Linked DNA regions of Homo sapiens: regions 1 and 3 are each linked to region 2. The links are chromatin loops, found by intact Hi-C in ENCODE. Cell type or tissue: MCF 10A. All regions are shown on one strand. Region 1 overlaps LOC105370194 (a long non-coding RNA gene). Region 2 holds the start of LOC105370191 (a long non-coding RNA gene). Region 3 overlaps SIAH3 (siah E3 ubiquitin protein ligase family member 3).

Region 1 (4,000 bases), 390 kb before region 2:
AATTTCACAGACAAAGCCAAGCATTACGTTGTTTACACTAGAGATCTACCCATAGGTGGTAGAAACGTTTTTTGTTTTTGTTTTTCAAAGCAAGTGAATGATGAACATAATGCAACATAGTGGTTGTCACAGATGGAGGGTGGGAGACAGGATCAGGGAGAGGTACTCCAGACCTTTGAAGGTACTGCTGATATTCTTTATTATTGACTGATTTGTTTTTAATTTAAAAAATACACATAATAGTATATATTTTGGGGGCACATAATGATGCGATACATGTAATATATAGTGATCAGATCAGGGTTAATAAGCATATCCATCATCTCAAACATTTATTATTTCTTTGTGTTGGGAACATTTAATATCATCCTAGCTATGTGAAACAATATTGTTAACTACAGTGATTCTACAATGGTATAGAACACTAGAGCTTGTTCTTCCTGTATAGCTGTAGTTTTGCATCCTTTAACAAATCTCTTCCCATCACTCCCTTATCTCTACTTCTCCCAGCTATTAGTATTCTCTGTTCTGCTTTCTACTTCTGTAAGATCAACATTTTAAGCTTCCACACATGAGTGAGAACATGTGGTATTTAACTTTCTGTTTCTGGCTTATTTCACTTAATATAATGTCCCCCAGTTCCACCTATGTTGCCACAAATGACAGGATTTCATCCTTTTTATGGCTGAATAGTATTCCATTACGTATATGTGCCATATTTTCTTTATCTGCTGTTGTACACCTGATTGATTCCATATCTTGGCTGTTGTGAAAAGTGCTGTAATAAACATGGAAGTGCACATGTCTCATCAATATACTGATTTCCTTTCCTTTGAATAAATACCCAGTAGTGAGACTGCTGGATCATATGGTGGTTCTGTTTGTAGTTTTTTGAGGAACCTCTACACTGTTCTCCACAGTGGTTGGACTAGTTTACACTCCCACCAACAGTGTATATGAGTTCCATTTTCACCTCATCCTCAACAGCATTTGTTATTTTCTGTCTTTTTAATAATAGTTATCCTAACTGGGGTGAGATGATGCTTCACTGTGAGTTTGATATGCATTTCCCTCATCAGGGAAATTAGTGATGTTAAACATTTTTTCATATATTTGTTGGCCATTTGTATGCCTTTTGAGCAAATGTCTGTTGAGATCATTTACTCATTTATTAATTGAATTGTTTAGTTGAATTAGATGAATTTTTGCTGTTCAGATGTTTGAGTTACTTGTATCTTCTGGATATTAACCCCTGTCGATGAATAGTTTGCAAATATTATATCCCATTCTGTAGACTGTCTCTTCACTCTGTTGATTGTTTCCTTTTCTATGCAGAAGCTTTTTAGTGTAACATAATCTCTGGTGTTTATTCTTGCTTTTGTTGCCTGTGCTTTTGAGATCTTATTCATATAATCTTTTCCCAGATCAATGTCCTGAAGTGGTTCCCCATTGTTTATTCTAGTAGTTTTATAGTTTCAGGTCTTCCATTTAGGTCTTTGATCCATTTTGAGTTGATATTTATATAGGGTGATAGGTAGGATTCTAGTTTTTCTTCTGCATGTGGATATTCTGTTTTCCCAGAACAATTTGTTGAAGAGACTGTCCTTTCCTTAGTCAATGTTCTTGGTACTTTTGTCAAAAATCCACTGGCTGTAGATACATGGATTGATTTCCAGGTTCTTTATTCTATTCCATTGGTCTATGTGTCTGTTGTTACACCAGTACTATGTTGTTTTGTTGCTACAGCTTAGTAGCATAGTTTGAAATCTGGTAGTATGATGTCTCCAGCTTTGTTCATTTTGTTCAGGATTGCTTTGGTTATTCAGAGTCTTTTGTGGTTCCATACAAATTTTAGAATTTTTTTCTCTATTTCTGTAAAGAATGTCATTGATATTTTGATAGGGATTGCATTGAATCTTTAAATTGCTTTGGGTAGTACAAATGTTCACATTCGTGTGAACTTCTCTATGTGTGTGTATGTGTGTGTGTGCATATTTGTACTTCTGAGATGTGTGAGTCTAGGATGCAGAAATGAAGTTTCTTTACCTCCAAATATTTTTATATTTCAATGGGTATTTCTGAAAGATAAGGATATTCTTTTACACAGTGAGACTTCAGTGATCAAAATCAGAAAATTAACATTGATATGATAGTATTATGTTTTTAAAAATATATACATTATTCAAAATTTGCCACTTGTGTTCTAATTCAAAATTTGCCACTTCTAATTCAAAATCACACATTGCATTTTTTGTCATAACCCTTTAATCTCCTTTAATGTGGGTCAAATCCTTGATTTTTCTTTCTTTCATGATTCTGAGAGATGAGTTATTTTGTAGTAGATCCTTCAATCTGGGTTTTCCTGATGTTTCCTCATGGTGGCAATCATGTTATATTCTTGGAAGGAACCTCATAGAAGTGAGGCTGTATCCTTTTATGCACAGGGAGACACAGCTTCTTAAATTCTCTCATCTTTCTCCTGCAGGGAAAATGCAGACCAACACCTTGCTGGAGTGCAAAGAGCCCCTAGCCAATTCCTAGGCCTTTGAGAAAACCTGGAAAAATTAACACTTGAAATAAATTTTGAAGAACAAGGAAAAGTTATTGACCTAAAGGCTGACAGGGAGGAATTCTGGAAGGAAGGAACAGCTCACTTGCTTGGAGGTGAGAACATGTGTTGTGTTGGGAACATAGTGGTCTTGTGTGTGGCCTTTGCAGGTACCTGGACACATCATACTCTCTCACATTCTTGGCTCTGCTCATTCCTGGGCTCCCTCTGCCTGGTACCACTTCCTCCACCTCTTACCTTCTCTTCCTTTTTCTGGATAATTTTACTCAGCCTTTAGAACTCAGTGGAAGTATTTTCCTCCTCTTGTTGCCAGTGAATGGTGAAGATCACATGTTTGGAGTCCAGTGGGCCTACGTTCAAATCCTGCTCCTGCCATTTTGGCAAGTGAATGATCTTGGGCAAATTATTTAACCTCTTTGAGACCCAGTTCCCTTTTTGGACAAATGAGAGGTTATATCTGATGGATATATAATGTTTATGTCCCCTGAAAATTCATATGTTATACCCACAAGGCAATGGTCACAAGCCAATTCCCAGGAAGTGAAGTCATTGGTAGGTGATTATGAGATGAGTGTGCTTTTAATGGAAGTTCTAGAGAGCTGCCTTGCCCATTTATATCACCATGTGAGGACACAGCTAGAAAGCAACATGTTTGAGCCAGGAAATGGGCCCTCACCCAACATGGAATCTGCCAGTGCCTTGATCTTGGACTTCCAAGCCTCCAGAACTGTGAGAAATAAATGTTTCTTGCTTATAAGTCACCCCATCTATGGTATTTATTATAGCAGCCCAAACAGACTAAGACACCCTCTGCTTATCACAGGCATGGTTAGTCTAAACAGGTACCTCCTTCTCAGGACCTGTGACCCCTCAAGGGGTCCCCTTGTATTCTAAGAGTTTCTGGGCCTGACTTCTCCTGCTTTTATCTTCTTCTAGGTTTCTACACCTGTGTGTGCCATCATGCTTTGGCCCTGTATCAGATACAGGCATGAGGCTCATCTCTGTCACCATTCCCAAAAAAGGAATATAAACATACCATTTGTGAGTTTAGGAAGCTCACTGCCGATGTGAAATCCCATGAGAAGAGACCACGTGGCCCACTGCCTAGCCTCCTGCCCACCTGGGGCCAGTGTGTTTGTCCCCTCACACAATGCTGCCTCTTGAAGTTTATGCATGCTACCATTCAGGCTTACTTACCTATCTGAACTCCCATTCATTCGTGGAAGCTGAAGACTAGGAGTCAGAGTTGGATCAGGTGGCAGGTGTGGTAGGTGGTGGGAAAGGTGGCTCTGTGGTCAACCAACGTGACTGCTGTACAAGCAACTTGTTAGGCTTGTCCAGACCCTTCACCCATGTGGGTGACTGCCCCCACCCTGCCTTCTACTTTCTTAACCTCCTTGCCTATAGTATTTTGTTTTTCCACATACCTCA
Region 2 (4,000 bases):
ATCAAGAACCCATCTCCCTCAGGGCCACCTAGCAGGGGCCGGCATGAAATGTTCCTGAGCCGGCCAGCAGGCTAGGCCCCGTGATGGAGTGCTGGAGTCAGTCTCTGGTCTAATAAGGAGGTTGCTTTGATTCTTCCCCTAAAAGTTTTGGGCTCAAAACATCTTCCATTTCCTGGAGGATGGTTCTGGGAGACCTCTAAAGTCATCATCACCAGCCACTGTAAATTCTATCATCCTCATCAACTATGGCATTGAGAATAGGCGATAAAGGGAGAATGAATGGGTATTTATTAAGTCCCTGCTGTGTACCAAGCTATATCTATCTATCGATAGATAGATATATCTATCGATAGATAGATATAGGCACTATATCTATCATCATACTGTGACCTTCTCATAAAGCTGAATGAGCGACCTTATCCCCATTCCTGACCCAAGCCACCAGAGGCTCAGTGTATGTGCGTGCCCAATGTCTCTCAGCTAGAAAGTAAGAGGAACAGAACTTGAACCTGGTCTTTCTGACTCCAAAGTCTGTGTGTTGTCTCTCTCTGGGTACTAGCTCCCGATAAGCCACTTTAGGTCATCAGATGGCAAAAGGAAGGTGTCAGATGTGGGGAGTGAGTGAGACTCCCTCAGATCACTGCTTTTGATTTTTCTCACACTCACCTATGTTTCCTCCCCAAACCCCTTCTTTTCTCTATGCACTGGACAAGGGCAGGTAGGTGGGTGCTCATCTCCTCTGCTCAGGCTTCAGTTGTAGCCAGAGGAGCCTCTTCTCAGCCTCACCCTGTGTGCCCAAGGGCCCCCTCTCCTTGCTCCTGGTCCTTCTTTCCTCCTCTGAGCTCCCAGATTTCCAGTGACCTTCAGATTTGATAGATGGAATGCCCCCAACGGATGCTCCCATTGACATTGAGCATGCTGCTGTGTGGAGCTCAGCAATAAAAGGGGGGAAATTAACAGGCATTTAAATTCTAAAATTAATGATGAGAGGTCAGAGTCTACAGAACATCTGTTTCCAGCATTTTCAAGGGGGCCTTCAATTTGCAGCCAGCACTCAGCCGTGTGTGGTTATCAGCAGTTAATTGTGACTCGGCACGGCTCTGTGACTAGGAGCAGGGAGCTGGCAGTGTGATGTAGCCCTGCATTCGCTGCTTTGTGGCTGGCTGTGAACGGTGTGTCCGCTGCATCTTGGGATCACAGTCTGTGGGTTGGTTTCCAAGTACCTGTCTAGAAAACCTGAGTCTGTGTTTTCCTAAGTATAAAAGTTCTGGGAAACTGAGTGTTCAAAAAGAAGCCCTGTGCTGAAGAAAGGGACCAGATACTTTCTAGAGTGGCACTATCCAATATGGCGGCCTCCAGCACCTGCGGCTGCTGAGTGTCTGAAACAGGTTCCTCTGAGATGTGCCACACATGTACAGTCACACATATTGAAGCCAGTTGAGATGGCTCGCACCTGTAATTCCAGCACTTTGGGAGGCCAAGGTGGGAGAATTGCTTGAGGCCAGGAGTTTGAGGCCAGCCTGGACAATATAACGACACTCTGTTTCTACAAAAAATAAAAAATTAGCCAGTATAGTGTGGGATGTGCCTGTAGTCCCAGCTACTCAGGAGGCTGAGGTGGGAGGATTTCTTGAGCCCAGGAGGTCGAGGCTGCAGTGAACTATGATGGCACCACTGCACTCCAGCCTGGGCAACAGAGGGAGACCCTGACCCCTCCCCCCACAAAAAATAGACACTGGATTTCAAAGACAGTACAAAAAATGTAAAATATCTTTAATGATGTTTTATATTGATTATGTGTATGAAATGAAAGAATTTTGGATATATGGGGTTACATAAATTATATTATTAAAGTTAATTTCAATGGTTTCATTTATTTTATTTTATTTCTTTTTTAGACACCTTTGCTTCAGAGCTTCCTTAGCTTGGTGTTTCTCTAAGGGGGGCAGTTACCACTCCTAAAAGACCCTCTGGAAAATCTGAGGGACTCTTTGCCACATTGATTGGAGGAGGTGCTACCACATAGAGTGCGTTGGGCATGAAGAACGTGGAAGTCCCACATTGGCCAGAGCGAAGCAGTCCAGCACAACAAAAGAATTATCCCATGACCTGCATCATTTTGAATGTCCCAACAGACATTAGATAGGTGAAAAATTAGTTATAATAATCTGAGTCTCACAGTCCCTGTCTGGGCCCCAGGTGGCTGTAAAACAGGGGTGCAAACTCCATTGGACATATAAACACAAAGCTTTTTGGTTTTTGGTTTTTTTGCACAAGCTAAGATTTCCAGGGATGCAACAACTCTGTAAATCAAAGAAAGATTTATAGTTTGTTTTATTTGGATGATTACCAAGGTTGTTAATCATTATGAAATTCACAGCAATGTTGGCAATGCTGCTCATGGTATTTGAGTTGCCAACATAACACGTGACCATCACATTCACTATAATTCCACTGAGAGGTGCTAACTTCTGTCTACTTCACTACACTAGTGTGGTTATGCTTGAGCGATTGCATATGGAGATGCAGATTATTTTACTGAAACTACTTTCCTTTTGTTTCCCCTTTATATTACAATTGGGATTTTATACTGGTTTTTAAAAATTATGTATATAGGTAGATTATACTACTGAAAAGGAGCCTTAACAAAATATTTTTACATAGCAACATCAACTACAAATACATATATATATATATATATATATATATATATATATATATATATATCTCACAGAGAAGGGCATGTTGTAGTTAATAGAATTACAAACCATCACTTGAACACATTCATACACCTCTTGACTCCAAAGAGTCTATTCTTCGCCTCTTAAACACCTTCTCATTCTTTAGGTTTCGCTGCAGCTGTTCTTCCTCCAAATAGCTCTGTGCTTCCTATGCTCTGTACTTCCACATCACTCCATCCCTTATCATATGGGCAGCAATTGCCTGTGCAACTAACATCTTCTTCCCTTGAAGGAAGGACTCCTTCTTGTGGGCTCTGAGAGAGCAGGAGCTATGTACAACTGCTCATTACTACACACCCAGTGCCCTGCACGTGGCGGAGCACACTAGTCCATGCTCAGCACTTGGTGAGTCAATGAATTACAGAGCGCTGTAAGGGCAGGTGGGACTGTGGGCCAGCAGCTGGGTAGAGGTGGCTGACAGTTTCAAGGGAGATCAGTGCCTTGGGCTTCGGTAAAATGGAGAGCCCAGAGTGGTATGGAATAATGTACTTTGGAGTCAGGCAGATTTAGTGTCGAATTCCAGTTCTACTATTCACTACCTTGGTGATTTTAGGAAAGGTCATTACCATCTCTGAGGGAAGAAGAACAATGGTGCTTCTCTCATCTGGTGGAGGTAGGGGTTACCTGAGAATTGCTTGGCAAGCATTTACCACAGCGTCTGGCAAATCAGAGCTCAAGGAATGTTAGCTGCTTATATCAGTCTGGGTTCTCCAGAGAAACAGAAACAACAGGCGATGGAGCCTTTATACAAAGGGATTTATCGTAAGGCATTGGCTCGCAGGGCTTTGGAGGCTTGCAAGTCCCAGGATCTGCAGTCAGCAAGATGAAGGCCCAGGAGAGCCGGTGGTGTCAGTTTCAGTCCAAGCCCAAAGGCCTGAGAAGCAGGAGAGCCAGTGGTATAAGTCTTAGTCTGAGTTCAAGTCTAAAGGCAGGAGAAGATCGATGTCCCAGCTCAAAGACAGTCAAGCAGAGAGAGCAAATTCTCTTTCTCCACCTTTTGGTCTCTTTAGGCCTTCAACAGATTAGACTAGGCCCATTCCTATCATAAAAGCAATCTGCTTTACTCAGTGGTTACCTGCCATTGAAGATTGTACCTTTATGGTATGGTGATTGGGAATGGGGCTGGGATCTGAGCCCACCTCACCCCACAGCTCCTAATCTTTCCGTGACTTCATGCTGCCTCCTTTGGGGGTCATGAAATTGTCCTGTCATCTTCTGTGGAAATTAGCAGGATTGTCTGGAAAGGGCCTGGGGACTCT
Region 3 (4,000 bases), 120 kb after region 2:
AGATTTGTGGACACAAAAACATGTCTAGCACGTGTAATGATTTCCAGACCACAGTCTATAAATTTCTGGTGTAGCCTTAAGGGTGGAACAAAACTTACAGAGTCCATTTAAAGGTCTCAGTTCTGCGGAGCCCCCAACACACGCATTCTCCCCACCTTAAGTCCTAGAGGCTTAGGCAATTACCTTGAGGCAGCAGTCACTGAAAGTTCAGAGGTTATGCAGCGCAGCCTCAGGATTTATGTCCACTTCAGGAGTCATTGACCCACATCAACTTCTTTTATGAGTCAGGACCAGGCAGGGATCATCAATATTGTTACAATAGGGTTGGAAGCCCACTCATTCACTGTGTGGGATGTACTGCCGAAGGCGAAAATGGAGGCCTCAGAGCCTCCTTGTTTAGCTTTTAGGTTTACTTTGCCTTATCAGATGCGAAATGGGTACAAGTCTTAAACATATTCATAATTTGAGATGTGCAATAGATATAACATTCTTTTCTCTATAACTGAATTTAATATATATTCTGGTTCCCATTCCATCAAGAATGGAAACCTAATTTTAACCAGGATGGAGATTCCCTACTGTGCCCAGTGTTGAGTCCAAGTTTTGGGGGGCCTATGAAGTAATGTTCTGGTAGATAAAAGTATGCACGTACATATGGACATAAGTTTATTATAAATTTTACTGATATAAAGTATGTGTAATACAATTTACAAATAATAACAAAATATACAATATTCTTTATTTTAAATTTCATATAACTACACAGAATGTATTTATTGGTTTTGTTGAACTCTTGTATCTGTAGCCAACCTACAGTTACAATTCAGCCGTTGTTTAACAAAATTAGACTATGTTGGCTATCTAGTTCATAGAAAAAGTCACCATGTCATTGATGAATGTGTGTGACTTAAATATGAATGTTGGTTGATGTTTTCTTTTATGTTAACAGATAAAAGTGAAACAACAAAGATAAATGTCAGATTATCACTCACTGCTCAGTGACGTGAACTATTTATTTGCTGAGTTGGATAATAGTCTTAGGATACTAAAAGACTATTTCTGTAATTTTTTGTGCTGTTTAACACAAAGTAACACCTATATACCAGGACACTTTTAGGTATAGTTTGCCCTTATTAACATTTTCTTCATCACTTTCTTCAGTCTACTCTAGAAAATCAACAAAACAGAAAATCAAGCCCTGATTTATAGCATTTGCCAGTTTCCATGGTGTAAATATTCCCACCATGACTAATTTTAAGCTACCAACACAACATCACCGCACATGAAGTTGGGAAGAGGTTTTTAGTATTTCTACCATATAGATACAGATACAAATACAGATTTACAGATATGTAAGCAACCTCAAGAACACATTTAATAGCAAAATATAATAAAATATTTAGGAAGTAATGAGCTTTGAGTATTTACTACCTGGGTTGTTAATATAAGTTATTTAATTCTGTTTGTTTAATTTTAACAATGGCTGTGTTTAACAATCAGCTCACAAAATTTCTAAAACTTCAACAATTAGCTCTTGTGAGCTAATACACTACTGGGCATATGCAATGTCAATGATTCGATTTGGAGGGCATTCTTTCTAGCTGTTGTCATCCATCCATATTGACACCACTGAGAGTCCTTGCTGCCATCTGGTGTCCAGTCATTGGTCACAGCAAATTGCTGCTGTGTCCTGACTTTTTTACACTGAGTCTTCTCTAGGTCCCTAAGTTCTCTCTTGCTTCTATGCCTCTCTAGACGAATGGGGAATACAGATTTAAAAACTCAGTAGGAGTAGGGGATTTTTTTTTCTCTAATAATATACAATGCTAAACTTCCTGCTCTACTAAATCTAATAAATAGAACTATAAGTATTTGGTTCTCTGTGCTGTTCTAACAATCTGCTTTGTTTTCTCATGCACTTGAATCACCATGTTTTAATACTGTAGCTTTATTCTATGTTTTACAATTTTATTGAATAGTCTCCTTCATAACTATTTATTTTTCAGCAATCTGACTATAATTGCACATTTATTTTTTCATATAAACTTTTTAAATCACTTGAGTTTTTTTTTTTTAGTATTCTGGTGTATTTATTACAATCTTGTTAATTTTAGGGAATGTCAACATATTTATAACAGTGAATCATCGTATTGAATAGATGATACTTTTATTTATTCAATTCTTTCTTAGAGTTCTTCTGTAGCATTTTACGTTTTTTTCTTATAGCCTGTGACTGTTTCCTATAAAATTTATTCCAAGGTATTATTTTTAATATGAACAGCTACTTCTTATTTGAAAGTGTGAAAATTATTGATTTGTATTTACTAAATTTGTGCTTTACTGAATTCTTCAAATTTTATGATTTTTTCCAGTTGGTTCTCTCATTTCCAAACTTTTATACCTTTTATTTCTTTTTCCCATCAAATTGCATTGGCTACTTCCTGTGGAATGTTAAATAACAGTAATATAGTGAACATTCATGGTTTGTTTCTGATTTCAGTGATGCTTCCAGAGTGTACCCACTAAAAATGTCAGTCTACTTGTTAAGGAAGTTTCTGTCTTTTACTATTAGTGTAACAGTTTTATTGAAATAAAATTCACATACCTTTAAATTTTTATTTATTTTCTTCAGCTTTTAAGTTTAGGGGGTAAATGTGCAGGTTTGTTACATGGGTAAATGACGTGTCACTAAGGCTTGGTATATGAATAATCCTGTCATCCAGGTAGTGAGCATAGCACGCAATAGATACTTTTTCAACCATTGTCTTCCTTCCACCCTCCCCACTCTCATAGTCCCCAATGTCTATTGGTGCCATCTTTATATGCGTGTGTACTCAATGTTTAGCTCCCTGTTGTAAGTGAGAACATGTGGTATTTGGTTTTCTGTTCCTGCATTACTTCGCTTAATATCATGGCCTCTAGCTCCATCCATGTTGCTGCAAAGGATATAATTCGATTCACTTTTATGGCTGTGTAGTATTCCATGGTGTATATGTACCACATTTTCTTTATCCAGTCCACCATTGATGGGGACCTGGGTTGATTCCATGTCTTTGCTATTGTGAGGAGTGCTGTGATGAAAATATGAGTGTGTTTATCTTTTTGGTAGAACAATGTCTTTTCCTTTGCATATATACTCCATAATGGAATTGCTGGGTCAAATGGTAGTTCTGTTTTAAATTATTTGAGAAATCTCCAAACTGCTTTCCACAGTGGCTGAACTAATTTACATTTCCACCAACAGTATATAAATGTTCCCTTTTCTTCACAACCTCATCAACATGTTATTTTTTGTCTTTTTAATAGCCATTCTGATGGGGACAAAATGGCATCTCATTGTGGTTTTGATTTGCATTTCTCTGATGATTAATGATGTTGAGGATTATTTCATATATTTGTATGTCACATGTATGTCTTCTTTTGAGAAGTGTCTGTCATGTCCTTTGCCCATTTTTAATGGGGTTATTTGGTTTTGCTTGTTGAATTAGGTTTCTTATAGATTCTGGACATTAGACTGTTGTCAGATGCATAGTTTGCAAATATTTTCTACCATTCTATAAATTGTCTGTTTAGCCTGTTAATAGTTTCTTTTGCTGTGCAGAAGCTCTTTAGTTTAATTAGGTCCTACTTGTCAATTTCTGTCTTTGTTGCAATTGCTTTTAGGGACTTAGTTATAAATTCTTTGCCAAGGCCACTGTCCAGAATGGTATATCCTAGTTTTCTTCTAAGATTTTTATAGTTTGAGGTCTTACATTTCAGTTTTTAATCCATCTTGAGTTAATTTTTATATATGGCGAAAGGTAGAGGTCCATTTTCATTCTTCTGCATATAGCTGGCTAATTATCCCAGCACAATTTATTGAATAGGGAGTCCTTTTCCCATTGCTTGTTATTGTCAACTTTATCAAAGATCAGATTATTGTAATTGTGCAGCTTTATTTTTGGGTTCTCTATCCTGTTCCATTGGTCTATGGTCTGTTTTTATACCAGTATCGTGCTGT

What was found. Hi-C counts contacts between places; a loop is a spot of excess contacts. Peaks named below come from ENCODE experiments on the same cell type or tissue, not always from the same donor. Only the 100,000 strongest peaks of a DNase experiment are listed, where the experiment ranks them.
Region 1: a loop joins it to region 2, with 4 times the contacts of the local background. A loop is called at or near these places in 3 of 110 quality-filtered maps.
Region 3: a loop joins it to region 2, with 7 times the contacts of the local background. A loop is called at or near these places in 1 of 110 quality-filtered maps.

The regions. Positions count from the first base shown.
Region 1 is chr13:46,315,709-46,319,708 of GRCh38, reverse strand. It overlaps LOC105370194 (a long non-coding RNA gene), which reads left to right. Exons shown (of 3, transcript XR_941946.4): 2 at 2,486-2,664. Among named protein-coding and RNA genes, the nearest start is that of LINC00563, 20 kb to the right of the region's middle. RefSeq lists an enhancer at 1-319. In MCF 10A, a CTCF peak has its summit at 2,341; no DNase peak of the experiment used is centred here.
Region 2 is chr13:45,927,456-45,931,455 of GRCh38, reverse strand. It overlaps LOC105370191 (a long non-coding RNA gene), which reads right to left and starts at 780. Exons shown (of 3, transcript XR_941938.3): 1 at 667-780. In MCF 10A, no CTCF peak of the experiment used is centred here; a DNase peak (open chromatin) is centred at 2,405.
Region 3 is chr13:45,805,353-45,809,352 of GRCh38, reverse strand. The region is part of intron 1 of SIAH3 (siah E3 ubiquitin protein ligase family member 3); the gene reads left to right. Among named protein-coding and RNA genes, the nearest start is that of SIAH3, 44 kb to the left of the region's middle. In MCF 10A, a CTCF peak has its summit at 1,637 (motif pointing left); a DNase peak (open chromatin) is centred at 1,632.